Regions from separate parts of the Homo sapiens genome. Here region 2 is linked to region 1. Evidence: read pairs that join two places in POLR2A ChIA-PET (ENCODE). Cell type or tissue: HepG2. All regions are shown on one strand. Each heading gives the region's core, and the rest is flanking DNA. Links, peaks and the distances in the headings are about the cores only.

What was found. Peaks named below come from ENCODE experiments on the same cell type or tissue, not always from the same donor. Only the 100,000 strongest peaks of a DNase experiment are listed, where the experiment ranks them.
Region 2: POLR2A ChIA-PET joins it to region 1 with 5 read pairs; 13 of 35 experiments call an interaction of 5 or more read pairs at or near these places.

What each region holds. Positions count from the first base shown.
Region 1 is chr1:43,005,711-43,010,667 of GRCh38, reverse strand. No RefSeq gene overlaps it. Among named protein-coding and RNA genes, the nearest start is that of SLC2A1-DT, 49 kb to the right of the region's middle. RefSeq lists enhancers at 893-1,600, 1,601-2,309, 2,310-3,017 and a silencer at 1,786-2,080. In HepG2, for the core only: no CTCF peak of the experiment used is centred there; DNase peaks (open chromatin) are centred at 1,767 and 2,027; H3K4me3 peaks cover 653 bases.
Region 2 is chr1:42,950,189-42,955,145 of GRCh38, reverse strand. The region is part of intron 1 of SLC2A1 (solute carrier family 2 member 1); the gene reads left to right. It also overlaps the pseudogene ATP6V0CP4. Among named protein-coding and RNA genes, the nearest start is that of SLC2A1, 6.2 kb to the left of the region's middle. RefSeq lists enhancers at 1,076-2,020, 2,254-2,548, 2,671-2,740, 4,275-4,810. In HepG2, for the core only: no CTCF peak of the experiment used is centred there; no DNase peak of the experiment used is centred there; H3K4me3 peaks cover 2,699 bases.

The DNA.
Region 1 (4,957 bases), core at 334-4,333:
CAGAGTTTGCAGTGAGCCGAGATGGCGCCTCTGCACTCCAGCCTGGGCAATAACAGCGAAACTCCATCTCAAAAAAAAACATACACAAAAAACAAACAAAAAAAATGGCTAGGGGGCACAGAAATTTGGACAAGGAGATGGACGAGCATAGAGGAAAAAAGATGGGAAGAGACACAAGAAGAAACAAGACAAAGAACATGGGAAGCTACCAGAATTCACCTGGCATGTTCCATACCAGAGAGGCATGGAACGGATTCTCCCTTACAGCCCTCCGAAGGAACTAACCCTGCCAATACCTTAATGTAAGACTTCCAGCCTCCAGAACTGTGAGATAATACATTTTTGTTGTTTAAGCCCCTTAATTTGTAGTACTTTGTTATGGAAACCCCAGTAAATTAATAAAGGGAAAACTGCCACCCACCCCCAAAACAGGGGATCCTGAAGATATTTTTGAACAAATAATTTTTGTGATTTCAAATTTGGTAATGTCTTCATTATATTTTTTATTGAAGAAAATTGGGGCCAGGTGTGGTGGCTCACCCCTGTAGTCCCAGCACTTTGGAAGGCCAAGGCAGGTGGATCACCTGAGATCAGGAGTTTGAGACCAGCCTGACCAACATGGTGAAACCCCGCCTCTACTAAAAACACAAAATTAGCTGGGCGTGTTGGCGGGCACCTGTAATCCCAGCTACTTGGGAGGCTGAGGCAGGAGAATTGGACCTGGGAGGCGGAGGCTGCAGTGAGCTGCGATGGCGCCACTGCACTCCAGACTGGGCAATGAGAGTGAAACTTGTCTCAAAAAAAAAAAAAAAAGAAAATTGGGAAAAGATTAGAAAGAATGAAGGAAAAAAGTAAAAACACATGCCCTCTCCCCTTGCTGTTAACATTTTGTTGCATTTCCTCGCATATATATTTCTTTGAATATATATATTCAATATATACATTATATATGCAAAATATATGTATTCAATATATATCTATTTTTTTTTCATGCAGTTACTAGAATCTTCTTTCCAGGGCTGCTGTGATGCTCGAATGGGAGATTGGGATTGGCTCCCAGTCCAGCACCATGCATGGTAGATATTATTTATACAGTTACTGTATAAAATTGGAGTCATGCTGTTTTACAACTTCCTCTTTTCACTTACCAGCTTATCTTCAGTGTTTCCCATGTCTTTCATATTCTTCAAGAACATGACAGTTAATTTCTGCAGTCTTCAGTCTGCGAATGAGGCATAACCTACTTACCCAATTCCCTGTCATTGAACATTTAGAGAATTTCCAGTTTTTCCCAGTTATAAATAAGACTGGGATAAATAATCTTTTATTTTAGGATATGCCCCAGAAACAGAATTGCTAAGTCAAATTCTAATTCTTTTAAAGGCTTTTGTACATACTGTGACATGTTCCTGCAGAAAAGTGGTACAATTTACCTCCTTAGCAGTGAAAAAAGCACTCCCTTTCCCACACCTCACCAACATCTGGTGTTTTCACTTCTATTATCTTGACCAGTTCTATAGATAGGAAAAAGCATACTCTTTTTTTTCATTTGTACTTTGGGATTTCTAGCGTTTTCACAGGTTTTTGTATTTCTTCAGTGAACTACGTTAATCATCCTTTGCGTGTGTCCACTGGTCAGTTCCTCTTATTGTTAAGGGTTTAGCAGGACTTGAAAGGGCCGCTGCAGATGGGAGCCCACGGGCAGCTTCCTCCCCACCCTTCTGACCCTCCTCCTCCCACATTCCCATCCTCTAGAGCTTTCCTTTGCTCTCCAGGGAACCTTTGTCATTCAAACAGGCCGCTGCTTCCCAGGGCCCTGGGAAAGCCACCTCCGGAGGCCCTCTCCACTTTTGACTGCTTTCCCTCCGGAGCCCCACATTCCTGCCTCACCTCTCCCCACGCCCTGCACATCCTCCCTCGAAATTCTTCAAGGAGGCCCAAAGCCACAGGGGACCCAGCCCCTGGCCTAGCCCTAGAGCAAGAATCCCAACCCCGCCCTGCTCCAGCTTGAAAGCAGGAGAGACGGGGCTAGGTGGGGAGGAACATCTGTCCTTGGGGGAAGGCCTGGGAGAGAAAGGCCACAGCACGCGGTGGAAGAAAGAACCCGTCTTTGATGTCTTGTGAAGTCTGACGTCATTCTAGAACCAAGGTCAAATCCCAGGCCAGCCACTTTCGGGCCACATCGCATCACTAGTTTGCAGGGCTGCAGTGAAGGTCAAATGTAACTTACATGTAATGCTTCTGGAACAAAAAGTCAGGTGAACTGATTACCGCAAAGCCCCAAGGATCAGGCACGGCTTCTCCAGGAGAGATGGCCCTTGGAGAGGCCGGCTTTGCCCTAGTGGCTGGAGAGTGTATCCGGCAGAAGGGGCAGCCTAGGAAAAGGCTGGGAGGCCAGGGGTACCGGGTGTGCAGTGTGGCTGGGCATGGACACGCGAATGAAGGGCCTCAGGGCACACACGGAGTCCCGAGAGGGAAGCTCAGACATCAGCCCAGACGGTGGACGGGACTCCACGCTAGACTTGGGAGACCTCGGTTTCCATCCCTATCGGTCTCCAGCTTCACTCATCCTATCACCCACAGAAGACTTTCCTGGGCGGCCAGGCAGTATGCCGGCCCCACCCAGGACCTGGAGGGGTTCAAAGACAAGCGATCAGGGCAAAGCGGGTGCCCCAGGGAGAGTGATTAAAACTGGGAATCAGCGGAGGCTTCTGAGAAGCAGCCTTTGAACTGGGCCTTAGGGTGCGACTGAGGGTGGGGAAGGCGGCCATTGCAAGCAGGGGGGTCGCAGGGGACGGGAAGGCGAAGTCTGGCTTCTTTGAGGGTGGCCGAGCAAGGAAAGGGGCGAGATGAAGTGGGCGAAGGGCGCTAGGGCCCCGACCCCAAAAGCCCACGCAGGAGAGGGGTGCCAGAGTCCAGCTTCACAAAGACCCGCCTGGAGCTGCCGCAGCCCCAGGCCCGGGAATGTGGGGCGGGGACGGGGAGGGGAGGGGAAGGAGGGGGCCGCGGGCCGGCAGCACGTAGCGCTCGTAGGCCGGGCGCGCCAGGGCAGGTAACAAAGCTGCCAGTGTGCCGGCGGCGGGGCGGGGCTGCCCGATACCTGTCTGGCGGGGGGCCGGGGCCCCAAAGGGGAGGGCAGCGGGGGCTGCTGGGCACAGTAGGCCGCGGCCTGCGCTCTGCCGAGCCTTCCCCTGCCGCAGCCTCCCCAGCGGAGCCGCAGCCCGAGAAAAGCGACACAGTCGGTTTTGCAGACTAGATGCCCGAAGCCCAGACACTAATAGGGCCTGGCCCGGGGTCGCGCAGGAGTCGTGAGATGCACAGCTCTGTGCCAAGGAGGGCTGGCGAGGAAATCCTCACCCAGGTCCCGGCCACATGCTCGTTCGCTGGGTGGGGCGGGGAGTCTGCCCCAGGCTTCTGAGCGGAGTTGGAATTCGGATGCATGGATATTCGGGTGCACGGCTCTGCGCCCCGTAATTTCTTCTCTAAGAGGCGAGAAGAGTCCCCCTAGACGGGCTGATCTCCAAGTGGCTCTTTCCAACAAGGTTAAAAAGCAGTCTTGTCGGCCGGGCATGGTGGCTCACGCCCGTAATCCCAGCACTTTGGGAGGCCGAGGCGGGCGGATCACGAGGTCAGGAGATTGAGACCATCCTGGCCAGCACGGTGAAACCCTGTCTCTACTAAAAAATACAAAAAATTAGCCGGGCGTGGTGGCGGGCGCCTGTAGTCCCAGCTACTCAGGAGGCTGAGGCTAGAGAATGTTGTGAACCCGGGAGGCGGAGCTTGCAGCGAGCCCAGATCTCGCGACTGCACTCCAGCCTGGGCAACAGAGCAAGACTCCGTCTCAAAAAAAAAAAAAAAAAAAAAAAAAAGGCAGTCTTGTCCACATCAAAGGAAGCGAGGAGGGCTGGCCTGATGGAGGTTGGGGGCCACCAGAGCCTCCGCACCCCATCTGTGGCGTCACCGTCGCGGGTTCCCTACTACAGGATGCCTCCATGGAACTCACTATCCCCGTGCGCGTGCCCGTACGTGTGGTCCCACAGACCTGTCCACGCCTGACCTCACACACGTGCACAGGTCGGCTTGTGCTCCCCACACGCAAGAGATCCTGTCAAGGGGTGCTGGAGAGTGAACCCTAGAATGACCCTTTGAGATCCTTCTTGCTCTTCCCCCACCCCTTTCGCCGGGGTCCTTTGTCCTCTGTGCAGGGCAATCCAGGGGCAGATGGAAGAAAAGAATTGGGTCAGACTCTTAGGGAACAAAGACACTTTGGGAGGGAAGTGTCCTCTCTACTGGAATCAGCTGCCCTCCCCCAGGGACCCCACAGCTCAGTCCTTTGCAGAGGAATCCTCCATCCCCCCACCAAAGCTAACAAATGGGCAAGACCACCCAGGATAGAGAGGGGGAGCAGAGAGCTAAGAGGCCAGGCCCCCATCCCAGCGTTTGGGCGTGGAGGTGGCTGCCTCATTAGTACCGTGGGGCACGGGGTGGCTGATGGCTGTGCTCCAAGGCCCTCAGTCCCGACTGCTTTGGAGCTTATCAGCCGACCTGGGGATAGGGGCCGACATGGCCACGCCCTCTCCCCTACCCTGGCAGCCTGGCCTAGAGCCCCCATTCCTGGAAAGGGAGCCCTGAGAGCAGCAGAGAGAGGCTCTGAGGCGCCGAATAGTCTGGCCCAGTCTCCTCTATGTCAGCTAAAGAGAAATGAGACCAGGCCCCTGCCCTGGAGGTGTCGAGGGCGCTGAGCAACAGGCACAAACACAGATGCAGACGGGCTACAGCCCCAGGTGCTCAGTGCTCAGACCAGTGTTCAGAAAGATTAGATGGATAAGCGGATGAGTGAATGCACGTCCATGAATTCATTTGGATAGAAAACCCTAGGCACTCCCAGGCTGGGGCTTCTTGCAGTTTGTCACTGCTCTGACCCTAGTGTGGTCAGACTGCAGCTCCCCTGGGCCAG
Region 2 (4,957 bases), core at 304-4,303, 55 kb after region 1:
ACCTGGGCCTTGGCCTTTATCCAAAAGCTGGCATTCTGGCAGTATGAGCTTTTGGGGAGTCAGGATGCTGGCCCATGGGTATTAAGTCAGGTAAATCATTAAAGCTCCCACTAACCCATTCTTCCTAGTAGGGGCTTGTTGGGAAGTGAGTAGGCATGGCACATGGGTGAGAGTGCCAGGCCAGGGAGGGTCAGCTCATGTGAGTGCCCTGCGCTGCTTTGGGCTTCTTTGCTTTGCTTTTTTGCCTTAGGCTTCCTGCCTACCTTTCTGAATTTGGGTCACCCTTGGGATAGTTTGAAAGGGACATTCATGTCCATTAACTCCAAGGGTCCTCACAACTGCCCTGTGATACAAGTTACAGTGACCTCATGGTCCAATAAAAAATGACTTTGCCAAGATCACACACTGAGCCTCCCACCCCAAGACATGCTGCCAGCCTTTCCAGGATGACATTAGAGGGTGGAAGGAACCCAGAGCAGGAGGGGCCTTCCAGCCATGGCCCAGCCCTCCATTTGACAAATGGGGAAATTGAGTCCAGAGAAGGGAAGAGATTTGTCCGAGATAAGGCTATCACAAAAGATTTGAGGCGTTCTATGGAGCTGTGTTTTGTTTTGATTTTTGAGACGGAGTTTCGCTCTTGTTGCCCAGGCTGGAGTGCCATGACACAATCTCAGCTCACCACAACCTTCGCCTCCCAGGTTCTAGTGGTTCTCCTGCCTCAGCCTCCCGAGTAGCTGGGATTACAGGCATGTGCCACCATGCCCGGCTAATTTTTTTGTATTTTTTTTTAGTAGAGATGGGGTTTCTTCATGTTGGTCAAGCTGGTCTCGAACTCCAGACCTCAGGTGATCCGCCCACCTCGGCCTCCCAAAGTGCTGGGATTACAGGTGTGAGCCACCGCGCCTGGCCTAGCTGTGTTTTTTTTTTAAAGATGCTTTCTTCTCCACATGCCTGTCTGTGCCATCCTCCACCCACCCCAAATGAGCAGGAATCCCCAGACACAGGACTTGCCATGCCATAGGAGCCTGAAAGTTGGATTAGACGTAACTTGACAACTGAAACTCTACTGTGAATGGAAACAAAACACTAGATGTTCCCACTAAACTCTGACCTTGAAGAAGTGGCTTTCCTTGGAGCCTTGGTTTCCTTCTCAGTAAATAGAGACTTGGCTACCCCCAGTGGATGTGGTGAGACTGGCCCCGTGCCCTAAATTAGAGAAGTGGCTATTTTAAGTGGAAAGACCCTTTGTAAGGCCAGTCTGGGTGTACAAATGATGTAAACAGCCCCAAGATGATCCTTGTCTAGTACCGAGCCATCCAGGGATTCGACCCTATTTGCCCCGGAGCTGGGCCAGCCTCAAATCCCCCGTAATCAGCTTGTGACTTCAAGGAGCTCAGCTTTGCCCAGTGCCTCCTGGTCACGGGGTGTCGGCCCAGAGCTCTGCTCAAGTACCAAGGGTACAGCCATCCAGCTCCCTGCTTCCCCAAGACTGGCAAAGCTGGGGAGGCCTGGAACAAAGAGGAAAGTGTGCAGTGTTGGCTTGGGGCCTGCAACCTCACCCCTTCCCCCACCTCACTCCTGGGCATAAAGGTGATAAAGCCGCTCACTCAGTCTGCAGTCTGGTAACCGACGTCCCCATGATGGCGGAGGCTGGGAGGCCTCCTGACCAGATTCATGGGCTCAGAGAGGCTGTGTCCAGGCCTGCAGGCCCAGCCCTGGCTACCCTAACAAGCCTCCAATTGTTACCTCTCTCCACGGGAGGGGTGGACTGGAGCCTGAGGCTCTGTCTTCCAGCCACCAGGCCTGGCAGTAGCTGATGCATAAACATTAGGGTTTTGCAGTAACTGAGCAGGGCTCCCAGGCCTTGAACCTGGGCAGAAAGAAGACAGCATCTCCTCTCTTTGTGACCACACTGACTTGCCTCCCTGAGGCTTCTGCACCCTGGAATGGGAGAGAGCTCTTGCCAGGCCTCAGCTGATGGAGCCTTTGGCTACTGAGGCCTCTGCTGGACAGGAAGTCTGCCTATGTCTCCTAGCCCAGTTTATCTCCCCCTGCCCTGGCATTTGGGAGTGGGGAGGAAACGGCTCCATCAGAAACAGCTCTACCATTGGACCTTAGGCCAGCCACACTTCTTGTTGGAGCTTGTGTCCTCAGCTGTACTGGGGATGAGAGCTAGCTGTCTGGGTCAGCGGCACTGAGGCTCCAGGGGAGCATGTGGTCTGTGCAGCAGGCTTGGGGAGTGCTGAGCAGCACAGATTGGGTTTCATAGCACAGTGGGAGCCCAGACAGGCCAGCTAGCCATAAGCACCTCTGCTGGAGGAAGAGGTGGACTCTCTTGGGCTGGAGGGCCCAGTTCAAGGAAAGAAACAAACAGCTACACTGGGCTCCTTGATCACCCAGCTGTGGCAGTTCTTCTTGAGGACTTCCTGCCCCTAGGTGGGGGCTGCCTTCAGCTCCCTGCTGCGTGTGATAACTTGGGTGTGGCCCTCACAGCTGTGCAGAAGCTATTCCCAGAGGGTTCTGGCCCCAGGTAAACAGATTCTGCTCTGGGCTCGCCTTGCCTCCATCCCACAGCCCTGTGTGCTGTCTGTGGCACAGCCTAGAGCAGCACTGCCTCGTGGCCCTGGCCCTTATGCGGCTGGAGCTGATCCTGAAGTCCAGTGTCCCAGCGGTCATGGCTGGCATCATCACCATCTACAACCTGGTGATGGAAGTCCTTATCCCCAACTCGCTGATCGACTGCATCAGCCTCTACGGGAATCTCCTCCAGCCAAGCGCTAGGCTGAGTGTGGGCCTGAGTGGCCCGGCAGCCAGCTATGTCATCAGCACTGTGGGGGACACAGTGCTGCCTAGAAGCCCGGGCTATTTGTGGGCTTGATCCTGATCCTCATTTTCACTGCATGGTCTCATTCTCTCCACAAAGTAGCCTTTGAGCCCACCAGCCACAGAATGTGATATAAAGATCACCCCTGCTTATTCCAGAATGAACAGCCTGAGACACATATCCCTTCAGTAGTTGGTCTTGTGAATGCAGTGTCCTAGTGCAAATGCCCATCATCTGTTGACCCCATCCTTGCCCCTGCCTGCCCCATGCTGTGGATATCTGGGCCCCCTCATCACCCATCCTGGCCCCCTGACCAGTGAGGATGCCCCCTCCCATCTAGGGTACTCTGCGTCTAAGGATGAATTCCAGTGTAATTTTCTCTCTTCTGTAGGTTTATTTATGGAAGATTGGACCTGTTCATACATCTGTGGGGCAGCCCTCCATCTCCCAGCTATATAAAGTCTCTAACCACAGTGTTGCATTGTGGGGTTACCATGTGGTCTGACACTTCCTTGCATGAACTACCCTCACTCCAGCCCTGGACAGTCCAGGGCCTAGCAGGCAGTGTGTGGGGCCTACCAGGTCCTGGCATCCAAGCTGTGTCCAATAAAGTTCTTAGATGTGACTGGAAAAAAAATTGGATTAAAAAAAAGCTTCAGAAGTTACAGAGCCAACTACAGAGAAGCATAATAAATGAAAGAGTGTCTTCTAGTTTTGACAGTTTGGTGTTTACCCTAAAGACTTCTCTTTGTGCATGTGTAGATACATGCCTATAAATAGAATATTTGTGTAGTTGGATCCCACTTTCTGCATAGTTCTTTGCAACCCATTCTGTTCACCAAACCAACCCTTAGAGGTAAATACTGGCAGTGTTTCTCTCTGCACATACAACCAAGTGCCACTATACAAGTTCACTAACTCCCTGTTCCTTACACAATATGTACATCCTATTGCTTTTTTTCCCCCCTGAACAATCTACCCTGGTACTCTTCATAACACATACATGTTATGTGAAACACAGATGTGTTTCATTCTTTCCAATAGCTGCATAATACTTCATTACAGGCATGTCCCACCATGATTAAGAAATAGCAGCCCCATCACCTTCTTCATACCACTCACCACCTGATGTATTACATGTATTTATTTTCTGCCCCAGCCTTCAACTAACCTATCAAGTTCCATAGGCAGGGATTTGGTATAGTTTTATCGCTGAATTTCCATTGACTAGAAGAGTGTTGGGAGCATGCATTCAGGCATAATCTTTCCTTAGCAATATCATTTATTCATAGAAGATCCTCTCTTATGGAGAATTAACTGAAGCTTAGAGGAAGAGACTTTTTTTTGAGACGGAGTTTCACTCTTGTTGCCCAAGCTGGAGTGCAATGGCGCGATCTCGGCTCACTGCAACCTCTGCCTCCCGGGTTCAAGTGATTCTCCTGCCTCAGCCTCCCGAGTAGTTGGGATTACAGGCGCGCGCCCCCCACGCCCAGCTAATTTTTCGTATTTTTAGTAGAGACGGGGTTTCACCATGTTGGTCAGGCTGGTCTTGAACTCCTGACCTCAGGTGATCCGCCCACCTCAGCCTCCCAAAGTGCTGGAATTACAGGCGTGAGCCACCATGCCCAGCCAGGAAAGGACTTTTTTAAGGTCACACAAGTGGAGGAGCTGGGACTTAAATGTGTCTGCTGAGAGTGACAGTGAACTTTGCATGTGCCCAATCTTACCAAATTAATGTTCTCTTAGTTGAATTATTGCCCATCTCACCACCAAATGTGTATCTTCTCAGGGGTGTCAGTTTCCCCAGGGTCCAGATCCTGGCCCCACACCCACACATGGCCAAGGAGCCATTTACATTTAACATTCCATAATAGGATGCATACCTTTTCGGTTATTTAGGGAGGATGTGGTTTTGCCTGGAAGGCTTTGAGAATGCTGGGCAGCTAGCTCAGGGGACGTGGGGCTTAAAGCAGAGGCCGATCAACTTTTTTCTAAAGGGCCAGATAGAGCGTAAATATTGTCAGCTTTGTTGGACATGTAGTTCTCGGCCTGCCACTCAGCTTTGCTGTTGCAGTACAAAAGCAGCTGTAGACAAATGAGTGTGGCTGTGTTCCAATAAAACTTTATTCATGG